Regions from separate parts of the Homo sapiens genome. Here regions 1 and 3 are each linked to region 2. Evidence: chromatin contacts called from ENCODE Hi-C or POLR2A ChIA-PET data. All regions are on one chromosome and are shown on one strand. Each heading gives the region's core, a stretch centred on a gene start or an enhancer-like site at or near the end of the contact. The rest is flanking DNA. Distances are from core to core; before and after follow the strand shown. Region 1 overlaps EBF1 (EBF transcription factor 1). Region 2 has its middle 22 kb from the start of LINC02227. Region 3 overlaps EBF1 (EBF transcription factor 1).

What was found. A loop is a pair of places that touch in the nucleus more often than their neighbours do. ChIA-PET counts read pairs that join two places held with the same protein, here RNA polymerase II (POLR2A). Pooled maps may share reads with other maps.
Region 1: a loop to region 2 is called in a pooled map, with 2.9 times the contacts of the local background. The contact joins two enhancer-like sites. A Hi-C loop is called at or near these places in 1 of 37 single-sample maps with no recorded cell type and 5 of 50 pooled maps. POLR2A ChIA-PET finds 5 or more read pairs at or near these places in 1 of 52 experiments (activated T-cell).
Region 3: a pooled map shows a loop between it and region 2 (3-fold over the local background). The contact joins two enhancer-like sites. A Hi-C loop is called at or near these places in 1 of 37 single-sample maps with no recorded cell type and 5 of 50 pooled maps. POLR2A ChIA-PET finds 5 or more read pairs at or near these places in 1 of 52 experiments (GM12878).

Annotation. Positions count from the first base shown.
Region 1 is chr5:158,874,107-158,878,383 of GRCh38, reverse strand. All of the region lies in intron 6 of EBF1 (EBF transcription factor 1), which reads left to right. Among named protein-coding and RNA genes, the nearest start is that of EBF1, 220 kb to the left of the region's middle. Within about 2 kb of position 2,968, at least 2 of the 41 ENCODE cell types and tissues checked have a DNase peak (open chromatin) inside an H3K27ac peak, as active enhancers do.
Region 2 is chr5:158,429,652-158,433,867 of GRCh38, reverse strand. No RefSeq gene overlaps it. Among named protein-coding and RNA genes, the nearest start is that of LINC02227, 22 kb to the right of the region's middle. Within about 2 kb of position 2,392, at least 7 of the 41 ENCODE cell types and tissues checked have a DNase peak (open chromatin) inside an H3K27ac peak, as active enhancers do.
Region 3 is chr5:158,819,619-158,824,398 of GRCh38, reverse strand. It overlaps EBF1 (EBF transcription factor 1), which reads left to right. Exons shown (of 16, transcript NM_024007.5): 8 at 1,082-1,223. Among named protein-coding and RNA genes, the nearest start is that of EBF1, 280 kb to the left of the region's middle. Within about 2 kb of position 3,343, at least 4 of the 41 ENCODE cell types and tissues checked have a DNase peak (open chromatin) inside an H3K27ac peak, as active enhancers do.

The sequences.
Region 1 (4,277 bases), core at 1,719-4,218, 440 kb before region 2:
AAGAGATACTTTTAGAGAAATGGGCACTAGCTTTGATTTGGGAGGCTCTGTGGTCACAAGTCCCTCCAATCTAACCAGTAAAGCTTTCTCTTTCCTCTCTCTCTTCCCATGCCACTTTCTCATGCTCATATACATTTTTTTCCTGCTGATAGTTATATATACAGATCTGTCCTCACTCCAAAGCAGGTCAATATTCTCATTGCTGTTCGTTGCAAAGTCATAGGTGATTTATTACTAGGGAAAATACTTTTTGGATTCTGCATTTGCATAATCAATTAGTTAGTGTTTTCTGGGTTGTCTTCTGCTTGCAAATTGATTTAAACTTCTCCCGTGAGCAGTGACAAGTTTTCTTTGGACGTGAGCACCTGACAGAGTTGCAGTTGGTTTAGGTTCCATACAGCAACATGGAGTTATGTTATTTTCCATTGTGACTCAGGAGTTGGCATATGCATTCTATTCCTTGCTGGTTTTGCAGGCACTGGAAGCTATTATTTCCAGAGCAATATATGGCGACCGGAAATGACTTCGTTCCTAATTATTCTAATGAGGCTTCCCAACCATTATTGGAAAAGGAAGCCATGGAAATTGTGCATCCTCACAAAACTTAGTACTGTCAGCATAACATTAGGTCTAAAAAGGTTTTCAAAATATAATACCAATTGGAAAGTGTGTGTGTGTGTGTGCGTTTGTAGTATTTGGTTATAAACTATTATCATAACTCAGGGTCACTAAAATGTCTCTCTAGAAAGAGAACAGCCTAACAGGAATGAAATAATTTAGTCTCTATTTTTGATGAAGCAATAATATTTTTGAACAGTCAGCTGAATGCCTTCTAAGTTGCCTGGGTGCCTAAAGGGCTTAGAAAGTTCTTCCATGGAGATAAATAAGCTGTCAATTCATGATGAAGAAAATCAAACTCATGGTGTTGATCTTGGCTGGGACGCTGGTACAAGTATGAGAGAAATTTTTGCCGAGATGTAGCATAGCCCATGTGTTAGCAGTTAGCACTCCAGTGCCATACTGTGCCTCTGCTCGCCTTTTCAAAAGGTAAACATGGCTGTCGAAATAAGGAAAAGAAAAGATTAACCCATTCAGGGGCATGCACCTAGTAAGTGACACTGTAGCTCCCTAGAGGATACAAAAAGAATAGGGGCAAGAGTCCAGAGAGTGGCTGTTATTCAGTTACTGGATTTCCTCTTCTCAGCACCTTCTCAGAGTTGGGCTTGGAACTGTGGGCTTGGAACTGTGGGAAAACTGAAGTGAATCTGGGTGCAGTAGGAAAAGGAGTTGGTGGAGATAGAGGCTTCAAGAAAATACATGCCAAAAGCCAGTTCACTTGCTCAGTTCTTTACACTTTTACAATAAAACAGGGTATTTCTCTGACTTTGTGGTCTAAAGTCATGCATATTTTGGAGCACCTAAAAGAAAACAGCAAACAGCTTACTTCTATTTGTACCAGGTTAGTGCACGAATGTAAAAAAGACCTCTAAATGTTACCCTCCTATTATGAAAATCCAAAGCTGGGCATGAGCAGAAGAAAGGGAGAGAATCATGCTATTTTTTAATTTCCTTTGTATTAATACAATCGAAAGGGGGCTATCAAAGCATAACACTGGCCTGCCCTCCAGCTGCTGCGGTAGGTGGCGTTTCACTCGGTTGCCTTGAGATTTACAAATTCTAAAGGTATTTTCATGCCTCCAAATTGAACACAAAAGGCAGGCCCATGGAACAGTGGCTCTGAACTTCTTAAACTGAATAATAGGGCAACGTGAAACTTTTTATGGAAAGATGTTGTTTTTCCTGAAGTTCTTGCAGTACAGGTTGTAGGAGCTTCCTTTTCTCTCTATGCCCTCGGAGGTCTCACAAAGCAGCAGGCTCAGTGAGACCGAAAACATCAGTGTGTCTCCCATCTAGGAAGTCTCCAGTAATAACTGGTCCATGTAATGAAAGTTTCTTCTAGCCAAGACTCAAATAGAGAATTCTGATGTAACTTCCTGAAGAGTACACTAGAGGGAAAAGGGGTCGTGGGATTGAGGGTAGAGATACATGAATCTCTCTAAGCCTCAGTTTTCGTATCCTTAAATGGAGACAATAATAATACTACCTATTAGAGGTATTGGGAGGCTAAAGGAGACAGTGCCTGCAAAGTACAGTGCCTGCTTTATTGCAAGCTCACTGTAAATACTTGAGGTTGTTACTGATTTTTGTTCCTGCTAATATTATTATATTTTATATTATTGGCCGTAGTGTTTCAACTAGTCATGTGATACCGAATATGCCATGGAACAGTTTTTTGGCCTCTAAACTTTTCGCATCCACAAAATGAAGCAGTTGGATCAGAAGATATCTAAGGTTCCTTCCTGTGCTAAGATCCTAGAGTCCTAAAGTTCCATTCTTGTTGTTGTAATGAAGTGAAAAGCACACATATTCATACCAAAAGGGTCATAAATTTAAGATTCTTCTGTGGAGGGACTGGGAAAAGTCTTTACAGTTTTAGGTTGTAATTAAGAAAGTGAATTATGCTAAAATTGACTTTAGGAAAACAATGGTGTTTTGTGTAACCACATGGATATCATCTGGGTATATGTAAATAGGAGGCAGGTAAAAATGATGAATGCTAATCTCTGTAAAATTCAAATGAATATTAACTCTTATTCAAATAGCACAAGTACATTGCACAGGGAAATCAAGACGTGAATTCATATAATTTCATTTTTTTCAGCTGTGCACATCCTTTGGTTACAGAAACAGCTCAGAACTTAGGCATTGCTCATTTCCTAATAGAGTATGACATCTGGGCTGCTACTTTTAAATATAGTAGCTTGTTTGCTCAGGCTTATGGCTCAGTAATATTTGTTTTGTCTTATGAATGTAGTGAAAGCAGGGATTACAGGTATTCCTCAAGGACTAATTAGAAATAAAAGCTTATGTATATGAGGGAAGTTTTCGGATAGGAAGTGCTCTTGCTTGAGTCATGAAGTGACACTGGTTTCAGTTTCAATTTTGATACATTGGAACTTGGTACTTTTTGTAGAGTCCATTTGGAAAGGTTAAAAAAATCACTTGGAATTATCTGCAGAAGTTCAGGTTAAAAATTGTTTGTCCTTCTTCCTCGGTTTCAAGCTCCTCTACCCTATTGACAAATTCATACCTTCATTCCTCTGTTTGGATTTTAGGAAATAAATTCAAGAAAAGAAAAATATGTAACTATCATCACTGTTTCCATAAAATAAAGGTGTTCTAGAGATCAAAGAGAGGCCTTGTCTTGGAAATACAATTTGGCCAAAACTGCCTGGTGTGTGTGTGTGTGTGTGTGTGTGTGTGTGTATGTGTGTGTGTGTGCTTGTGTGTGTTCATCTCTCCATGATTCATTCTGAGAGCTGTTTTAGCCTTCATAAAATATTCATGCTAGTTGTGCATGGTTCTATAATTGCCATCTCAGGCCTTGAATTATTTATAGGTTGTACTGTTCACATAGTCTCATTTACTGATAGAGAAGATAACACCATACAAGAGGATCCCAAACACTCTGAGGCCTGTTACTTTGCATTAAGTAGTGGAATTATATTACTGTAGGTGTAAAACACTGGCCTTTTTTTTCCTCCTCTCCCTTTAATATATCATTTTTGTATTTATAATATGCTAATTGTCAGAATGCTGTTAAGCCTCATAATTCCTGCCGAGTCTTGCAGAAATCAAGATGTGGCTGAGATGATTTAGCTCTTGATCTCAGAATGATCGTTCTAAAAAAAACCTGTCTACACACAGCGTAATTTATTGAAATGATGTATGACTTTACATGCATACCTGAGCCCTTTTGTTTTGTACTATTGATCAGTTTGTATGTCTCAGTGTTAACCAACACGTGGTTGGTTTCGGTAGACATTTACCAAGAGCCTTGCAAGCTTGCTGTCCCTAATTAAATACTGAGTCTCAATTCACTTGTGTGACAGTTTCTCTGCACCTATTTATTTTGCTTTCCTAATTCTCCTTTCCCTTTTCTGCCAACTTGATCTTTCTTCCACATAGATTATATTCTTGATATTTATTTGAGGGTAGGAACATGCTATAGGAACATACTATAGTTGTATCTCCTCTCTCTTTTTTTGGTGTTATTTAGTTGCAAAAGTCCATTTAATGTTAATAAATATCAAAAGCCAGATTCACCACAGAGTGTACTTTTCTGGTATTTCATTATCAGTATCCATGTTTAAAGAGGAAAAACAGAAAAATTCATGGCAGCTCATAATCTGCTGATATATTCTAGTTTTCTCCTC
Region 2 (4,216 bases), core at 1,143-3,642:
CTCTTGTCTTATGACAAATCGTCCATATTTGTAGGTTTGCCAGCTGAGGTCATGGATCTAGTCCTTGGTGAGAAGGAGGAGGAGATGGAGAGAAAGGAGAAGAAAGAGAAAGGAGAGGGAGAAAGGCATGCTACCAGTGCCTATTGGGATTGAAATCACAGTTGCATCCTGGCTGAGTGATTTGGGGCAAATTACTTCACTTCACTTTTCACATTCAGAGGCAGTGCTAGTGCCTCTTTTCTAGGCACGATTGAACTTTAAAAGAAAGAATACATCTATGAGTACAGTGCGTAGCACATATTATATTCTCAGTAAATTGCAGCCAGGTTATCATTACAGATGTTCTCTGTCCTATAAGCAAAATAACTGATCAGAGACCACATCAGGATAGCATTATCCACCAGCTAAGAGGTCTCACATTATTCTTGCATCCTCTTTCTTTTTCTAAAAATTTAATATTGAGTTCAGACTATTGGGGAGAGCACAACTGCATTCTGTTTCAGGTTTGAATGTGAAGACCATACAAGTGCAGTAGAAAGGGTTTTGGAGAAATTTAACAGACTTGCATTCCAGTGCTGACACCATTTACTTTCACTTCTGGGTCTCAACCTCTGAAATTAATATTGGAGGTTAAGACTATACTAGATTATACGTAAAGATCCCTCCAGCCATTCTCCCTTAGGATTCTAATTCCTTAAACCAGTACTTAACAAGGAGTACCTCATGTGAGATTATTGGGTCGCTTGTGAAAAAATGGGTATTCCTGGATTCCCACCTAGGTTTACAGGAATCAGAATCTTTAAGCCCCTAGTGGGAGCAAGGGCTTAAGGCCAGGAACAGACAGACAGACAGACAGACAGACACACACACACACACACACACACACACACACACACAGATGGAATTTCGCTCTTGTTGCCCAGGCTGGAGTGCAATGGCGCCATCTCGGCTCACCGCAACCTCTGCCTCCCCAGTTCAAGTGATTCTCCTGCTTCAGCCTCCCGAGTAGCTGGGATTACAGGCATGCACCATCATGCCCAGCTAATTTTTGTATTTTTTAGTAGAGATGGGGTTTCTCCATGTTGGTCAGGCTGGTCTTGAACTCCCGACCTCAGGTGATCCACCTGCCTTGGCCTCCCAGAGTGCTGGGATACAGCCACCACGCCTGGCCCAGGAACATATATTTTAGTGACCTTCTCAGAGATACACTGCCTGAACTGCAGAGGAGACAGACTTTGAGGTAGTGATGGAAACAAGAGAACGGAAATGGTAAGTAAGAGGGAAGTCCATTCCTGCTCAGGTACATCACTGTGAATTGAACCTCATGTAGAACATGCTGGGCACTTAACCCATTAAGATTGCTGAAGATGCCAAGAAGAAATATTTATAGGCACTTTTTAACATAGTCTATAAAAGAGGAGGTTGATTCAAACATAAATTACCTACCACATCATTCTTTAACCTCTAAATCCTTCTCTAATGACTTGAAAGGCAGCTTATTAAAGCAAAGTGCATGTTTAAGTACTAGATATACACTGGTTAGTTTGCAAACATCTAGAGAAACAGAAGTTACTAAAACTGGCAGGTTTGCTAATTAAAAAAAACAGCAAAAAAAGAAATGTTAAGAAATTTTCAGTCTGGGCAAAATGGCTTAAATATTGTGGGATGTGATTTTCTCTCTTTATCTCAGATCTACCTTCTCCTGAGTTGGCTCCATTTTCTGGATAAATCTTCCCATGTAATAGCAAGATGGCAGCCAGGAACCCCAAGGATACATCATATCCTGTCACAATCCCAGAGCAACTTGGGAAGACCAGGTGTCTCTATTCAGGCTGTTTTAGGATCTTGGAGTAAGCTCTCATTGGACTAGCTTGAGTCATGTCGTTGCCACTAAGCCAATCATAGTGGCCTGAGGATTGTCCTATGGTGATTGGCAGCTTATGTCACATGGCTACTCCTAGAACTGGGGTGTAGGGTTCACCACACTCAAAACACAGAGTGAGAATTGGTTTCTGTACACAAAAACAGGGTGATGTTACTAGGAAAAGTAACATATGGTGGTCAGGCAAATCAACAGATGTCCATTGCAACATCTTAAAGTAGCAAATATCTTTTATGGGCTGAGTACACATTGTTTTTTAACTGTGTGGTAAATTATGCCTCACCCAGTATATTTTCTTACTTGCTTTTTTTTCTGTGTGTATGATCCTTTATGCATTTGTCACACAGACACACACACACACACACACACACACACACACATACTGTCTTAACAGCCAGGGGAAATTAGATGACATTTAGTGATGGAAAAAATGAGCAGAGTTTTGATCATTGTTTAATTTAGCAAAAGAACAGCTCCACCTAAGATTCTTCCTGCCTATTGCCAACAGTGACAAAGTAGCTGGAGATATTGCAAATGTGCTTCTGAGACCTTCTGCAGCTGTTGCAGAAGTGGGACTGAAACCAAGCTCAGGGAGGGTAATCACCAGGAAAACATTTTCTATGTCTCTTTAGAATTCCTCCAAGAGAAATCTTTGGGTTTGTTCACCTCTGAATTCCCATTACCCAACATAATGGTTAGCACATAATGGATACTCAATAAATAGTTATTGAATGAATGCATGAATTAATCAATGAATGCTTTCATTTTTAGAACTGGGTTTTAGTCAGAAACAGATTTTCAAAATTACTTAATTTGTGGAGCTATTTTATGAAACAGTATGGTCATTTCTAAAACATAAAAATGTTTTTAGAAATATACATTCATTTCTGCCCCCTCTTCATCATTTACAAAGGAATAAACCCAATTTTGGTATTTAACAGAACAAAATGGCCAGGAAATGGTAGAATATTTTTATTCACAGCCTGAATTGTATAGGATTTCCAGATGCTCAAAAGCCTGGCGCTATTCAATGTTTCCTACAGTGTAGGAGGGCAAAGGCAATGAAATACAAAACTCAAGTGCGAGAGTTACTTTGACTTTAATTAGTTATACATTCTATACAGAATTGGTTTAAAATTTGCCTAACAATTAAAACCTCTCAAGAAAGATATACAGAAAATAGAATGGAATTAAATTTCAGAACATTCTATCAGTTTTCAGATACAGAGTATCAACAGCTGCATCTATATGTCTATATCAGAATTCTAGATGGAGGAAACTGAACTGAAAAAATATCAAACACCATCTCCAACCAGGGAGTATCCAATTGCATCAGAGTTGGAAAGGGTGAATCACAAAATATCTAAACTCTTCTCAAAATTATTTAATTTTGTTTTTGTTTTAAAAAGGAGGCCTAGGCCATGAGCCACTAAGTTATGAAACCAAACTAAGAATGACAGGTGTCCTAGTTATTTATAGCTGTATAACAAACTACCCCAAAACTGACTGGCATAAAGCAACCACTATTTTACTGTGCTTGCAAATATCGTGGGTCAGGAATTCAGGCCAGACATGGTGGAGATGATTTATCTCTGTTTTGTAATGTCCAGGACCTCAGCAGGCTGGGATAATTCAGCTGAGGGTCACTAAAATAACTTAGGGCTGAAATCATCTGGAAGCTTCCTCATTCACATGTCAAGGCCTAGGCTGGCATGACGTGAAGGCTGACCTTCAGCTAGGACTGATGCCCAGAGACCCTACACATGACCTCTCTGTGTATCTTGGGCTTCCTCACAGCATGGTGGCTTCAAGGTAATCAGACTTCTTACATGTTGACCAGGACTGGGTCATGTGCCCTTGCTGAACTAATCACAGACAAGGGGAATGAGATTATTAGTAACCCAATCAGGCCCACTTCTGGGGCTGGAGATGGGGTCAAGTTTTTCAAGGCACAAGTCTTCATGGGGGAGAGGTTGATACCTGAACAAAGTCAGGGTTCCTCTAAGAAAAAGGAAGGAGGAATGGATGGTGGGTAGTATCAACAGTGTCTGCTACCCTCTTCTCTGGTCTGCTGAAATGATTCCAACTGTTTTCTGTTTGCTTCATGTGATGGTAATTTCCTTATTTTATTTCCCTCTAAGATCTGAGGAATGTGGCTTTCTAAGACGGTAAAACTCATCTCAGACACGAAGTAAACTATTAATCACTGGGATGAAACGTTTTGGAGAAGGTGAATACTATTTGTTTAAGAGAACCAGACAAGCCAGTGCAAGTATTTCTCAAAGTTTATTCTGTAGACAATTAATTGTGTGTGCGTGTGTGTGGGTGTATGTG
Region 3 (4,780 bases), core at 2,094-4,593, 390 kb before region 2:
AATCTGCATGTCAATCTATCGGTGATCAATCAAAGAGCCTGAGGTTTCCCCTATGCTGCAGGGTGCTTGCGGCTGACAGGGGCTGATAATGGAGGAAGAAATAAACTGTCGAGCAAAGTTAATTAGTCAACATAATAGGTGGATTAAACGGGAGCGGGCTGATTGCTGTTTCCCATGTCAAAGCATGAGGTGGGAGCTGAAGCTGCAATTACAGACAATTATTATATTTGGTTGTAAGAGGTCGCATGAATAAACATATCTCTGTGGGTTTCAGTTTTAATCCCTTTCCCCATTTAATATAAGGAGAAGCGTAGGTCATTTCTTCTCATTGTTTTAGTCAAAGTTCTCTGAGACAACATCTTTGCCTGTGTCTCTTCTGGCAAACTGGGTTCACAGTCACTTTATGAGATGGTTTCAGTGTCTAAATTATGTCTTGGGCCATTCCCACCAGTTTTTTTTTTAATTTGAAACAGATCTAAGACCCTTAATTAGCAGGAATTTTTTGGGGTGGGGTGATGGTAATAGTAGTGAGGGGGACTTTGGTCTGATGAACCAAACTAATGTGGAAAGAAAAACGTACAAGAAATCTCAAAAAGACATCCAGGAGAGAAAAATGCATCCCTGCTCTTACTGAAATCTTTTTCATTTCTCTATCCTCTTAACCCTGACACAGTGGGGAGAAATATTTTAAAGATTCAAAAGATTTTTATTTGCATGATCAACTGTGATATATGCTTCAGTGTCTAAACTGAAGGGTAATTTAGGTGAAACACAACCACCCTTGTGTAAAAAAATATGCTAATAAAGATCCTCTTGTTAAAATTATGGTTAACAGTGTACCTTCTGCTGTATAACTATAAACTGTGCAATTTTACTTAAAACTGCATCAAAAGCGTTCCATGCCAAAGACCCACTCATCAATAGCTCCTCTTGTTAGACTTGTACAGCATAAGCACCAGTTATTATGTGAAATAGCTATGCAATTTTCTTCAGCTCCCAGCTGTTATTTATTTAACTTGAGTTTATTACCCACCACGCTTTTATATTAAAATGTTCATTCATTTCTTTCTTATGTCTCCAGGTCGTGGTGTCTACGACAGTCAATGTGGATGGCCATGTCCTGGCAGTCTCTGATAACATGTTTGTCCATAATAATTCCAAGCATGGGCGGAGGGCTCGGAGGCTTGACCCCTCGGAAGGTACGCCCTCTTATCTGGAACATGGTAGGCGAATCATTTTCATTGGTTGGCATTGCTACTTTAACTGTGAATATATTTGGTTTCTTTCTTCCACTCCACCACATGTTCTATTCTGTTTCAAATTTCAAAAGTCTTTTTGAATAAGATTGGTCCTCTAGGGTTTTTTCTCTTCAACATATGGTGGCAAATATTTAAAGACAGGAAAATATCTCTGAGGCCCACCTTTCTTGTGGGACCACTCTCTACTCTGGAAATGGCTGATATTGCCTCCTTTCAGGTTGAGAGAAAGAAGGAGGCCTGGACCATTGCTTTATTCTAAGCTCCCACTGGATTACAAAATAAGGAAAGGCCAATCCAAGGGAAAAATAAGGAAAGGCCACACAATTTGGTATCACTAAAATTGTGATATATTTGACATGTTTATAATTGACCATTGAGGTTTTATAATGAACCCATCCTCTTTACCACCCTCCTGGTGTATCTCTGTGACCACCTGTTGAACTTCATTTGGAGATCAGGTTCAATGTCGAGGTTGGAGGTGCTTTCTGAATATGAAGCCCAGACCAAATGTCCCTCCTGTGCCCTGTACCTAACTCTTACCTCTTCACCATGTGATAGAACTTGCTGTCTGTAAGTAGACTTTGGTAGGGAGAAATCCCATTTGTCTTGAGAATTATGGCTAATCAGTGGTGCCTTTGAGAGGACTGAAGGAAACCAGATAAAAATTTGAATCAAGGAAAGTGAATGCCACTCAGAAGAACCATGGGTTGGGTTAGGGGCACGCCTGAATTTTTCAGTGCTGCATGTGTGTGTGTAATATATCCACTCTTCCTCCTCTCCACTCATCCATCCATCCGTTCATCTATCTATCCATCTATCCATCTATCCATCCATCCATCCATCCATCCATCCATCCATCCATCCATCCATCCGTCCATCCGTCCATCCAAGAATGAGTGACTGAGGCTCTGCTGGATACCAGTCACCATATTAGACTTTCTTCAATTGCCTCAAACTCTCAACCCATTTCCCTCACTTCCCTTTCCAGTTTGCTAGGGTCAGCAAGATTCTTTTCAGAACACTACCACACAAATGATCACCTGATTGCCTGCTTTTTTCCATGGGCCAGGAGTTGCCCATAATTTACAAGGTAGAAAACTCCCTTCTCTGCCAGCATCCCAATTTAATAAACACGCCACTCTCATCATTTTTGCCTGGCTTTTTCCCCTGTGCTTATGGAACACACGAACTGTACTTTTTATTAATTAGCCAGATGTAATGCTCTTAGAAGGGATTCTTCACCACATCCAGTTTTACAGTCTTTTTAAAGTAAACCATCATCTTTCAAAAGCTGCTTCTTTATGGTTTCATTAGTGCTGAGATGGATGGATATTACATTTTGCAGGAGGCCATTTCAAACACCTGCTCATGATTACATTCCTAGTTCCATTTCTGTACTTAAAATTATTCTGATCCTCACTTTACAGTAATGTTGTCTTTATAATACCCTTGGAGTCACTTAAGGCATTGTGTGACTAGAGGTGTTTAGGTGAAAGGAGGAAGAAAAAATTAGGGAAATACTCAGTGGGCATGATTTGGAGAGTGCTGCTTAAGGATTGAAGTTATGTTTTTGACTGTGGGTGGTTAGTTGCAATAGGTACTGCCCAGTCTGGTGACAGACTTGACTGTCAGTTTGAAATCTGGGTTCACACTTTCAAAATATGCTCAGGCCACACCCAGCTCCTATTTCTGCTCTTGGGAAGCCAGTGAGAAAGCTCCTGACACCAGGCAAATTATCCCTCCAACAAAAACCAAAAGCAAACATAGAATATAGCCTTCTCTAAAGGATCCCTCTAGGCAATGAGGATCAGTAACGTTATTTTGCAGCATGATAAAGGACTAGGTCTTGAAATAGGTACCAGGAACCCCAAATTCAATTTAGTTTCACTCTGGCCTCTATTTGACCTTGGACAAATCGCTTTAGCTTTTGGGATCCTTGATTTCCTCCTTGTTAAAATGAAGGTGATGATCTGTAGGAGAGTTTAAAAAAAAATCTGTGCTTTGGGTGGGGGCAGGTAATGTAGATAGGGAAGTGGGCTGGGTGGAGGCTGAGAAGACAGGCAAGTACACGCTCTGGTGCCCCTCGGCCCCAGCCAGTTGTTGCTAAGGGGAATGAGAGCCCAAGTGGGGCCAGATGTTCCAGTTTGGCAACAGTGAATTTTTAATTGTTGGTAACTAATTACAAAATTTTTGGACACTGAAGGGAGGAGAGGGGGAAAAAAGCCACTTAGGAAGAATGCAGCCACAGGTCAACAGTTTGAGACCTCTGGATCAACACAGCTCTAAGCTTCCTCCCAGCTCAGATATTCCCTCTTCTAAGAGTGTTAATATTTCAGTTGGGGTGTCATATTATTCTAAGTTTTAAAGTCAGCATTTTATTCACCTGCTTCAGTTTATGAGTCCACAGATGGCCATATTACTATATTTTTCAAAAAATGGTGACATTTCACTGTGTAAGTGGTTGGCCATCCTTGGGGACATAGGTATGTCCTATTTCCTTCAGCAAGGGGCTTTGCCTTCACCGAAGCCTTATTTCACTTCTCTCCAGTGGAAAGAAAGGGTAGACATGTTCAAATTCTTAGTAATGACAATAGCATAGAAATCTGCTTCTCTGCAGAGTGAGTCAACCAACCACACAAAACCACCCACTCATTTAGACACTTCAGGCTGACACATAAATATCTACTCAGCAAAGGATGACTATTGAACTCTTTCATTGGTAATGTGTGGGAGTGGACCTAGATGCTAATTCATGTTGATGTGAGGGTAATACTTTATTTTGCTGTTGAAAAGTCCTATTTCAAAATGCTCTGTTTAAAAGACTTTGAGAATCATACACCCTCATCCCTCTGTGTCTCCGCTCCCACCCCCCACCGCCTTCAAACAGCTACCGCATGGTGAGACGGCAAAGCATGTTCTCCTCTTGTGACCTGTGGGAACCTACGTTCTCCCCCATTCTGGACTTTTTACCATCTAATTTACAGGTAGCCTGAATTATTTTGGGCTATTCTGCAAATCTCTATTTATATCCTGCTTGTCAGACTGTTGGAGGAAGTTTCCTTTTGTGGCTCACCTTTCTGTGTATAAGTAGAGACAGAGATCGTGCTTTACATTCATGCATGGGCTTTCTTATGTGACCCATGGACTCGCAAACCCCTGTGCTCTGATAAATGACCCTGTAATTCAAGTATGAGAGTTGACAAAGGCAAATTTATTTCATAGACTCTTGCATGGTCCAAAGATAGTGAATCCTGGCATGCTATAGATCGTGGAAAATGGTCTTCCCCCGTACTTTCTCTTCATTCATAAATACCAAGATTTTCTTTGGCTGGATATTTATGGGACCATTTAGCCTAGTGAGGTTTCTTCTTTAAGCAATAGCTTTATGGAAGATGTACAGTCGTGGAGACAGGCAGCCTCAAAATGTAACTGCTCTCTCAGTTCCAATTTTTGAAAAAGCATGAGCTCGGGATGAAAGGAGCTGAGTGGCTGCCACAAGGCTATGTTCAGCGCTACCCTGT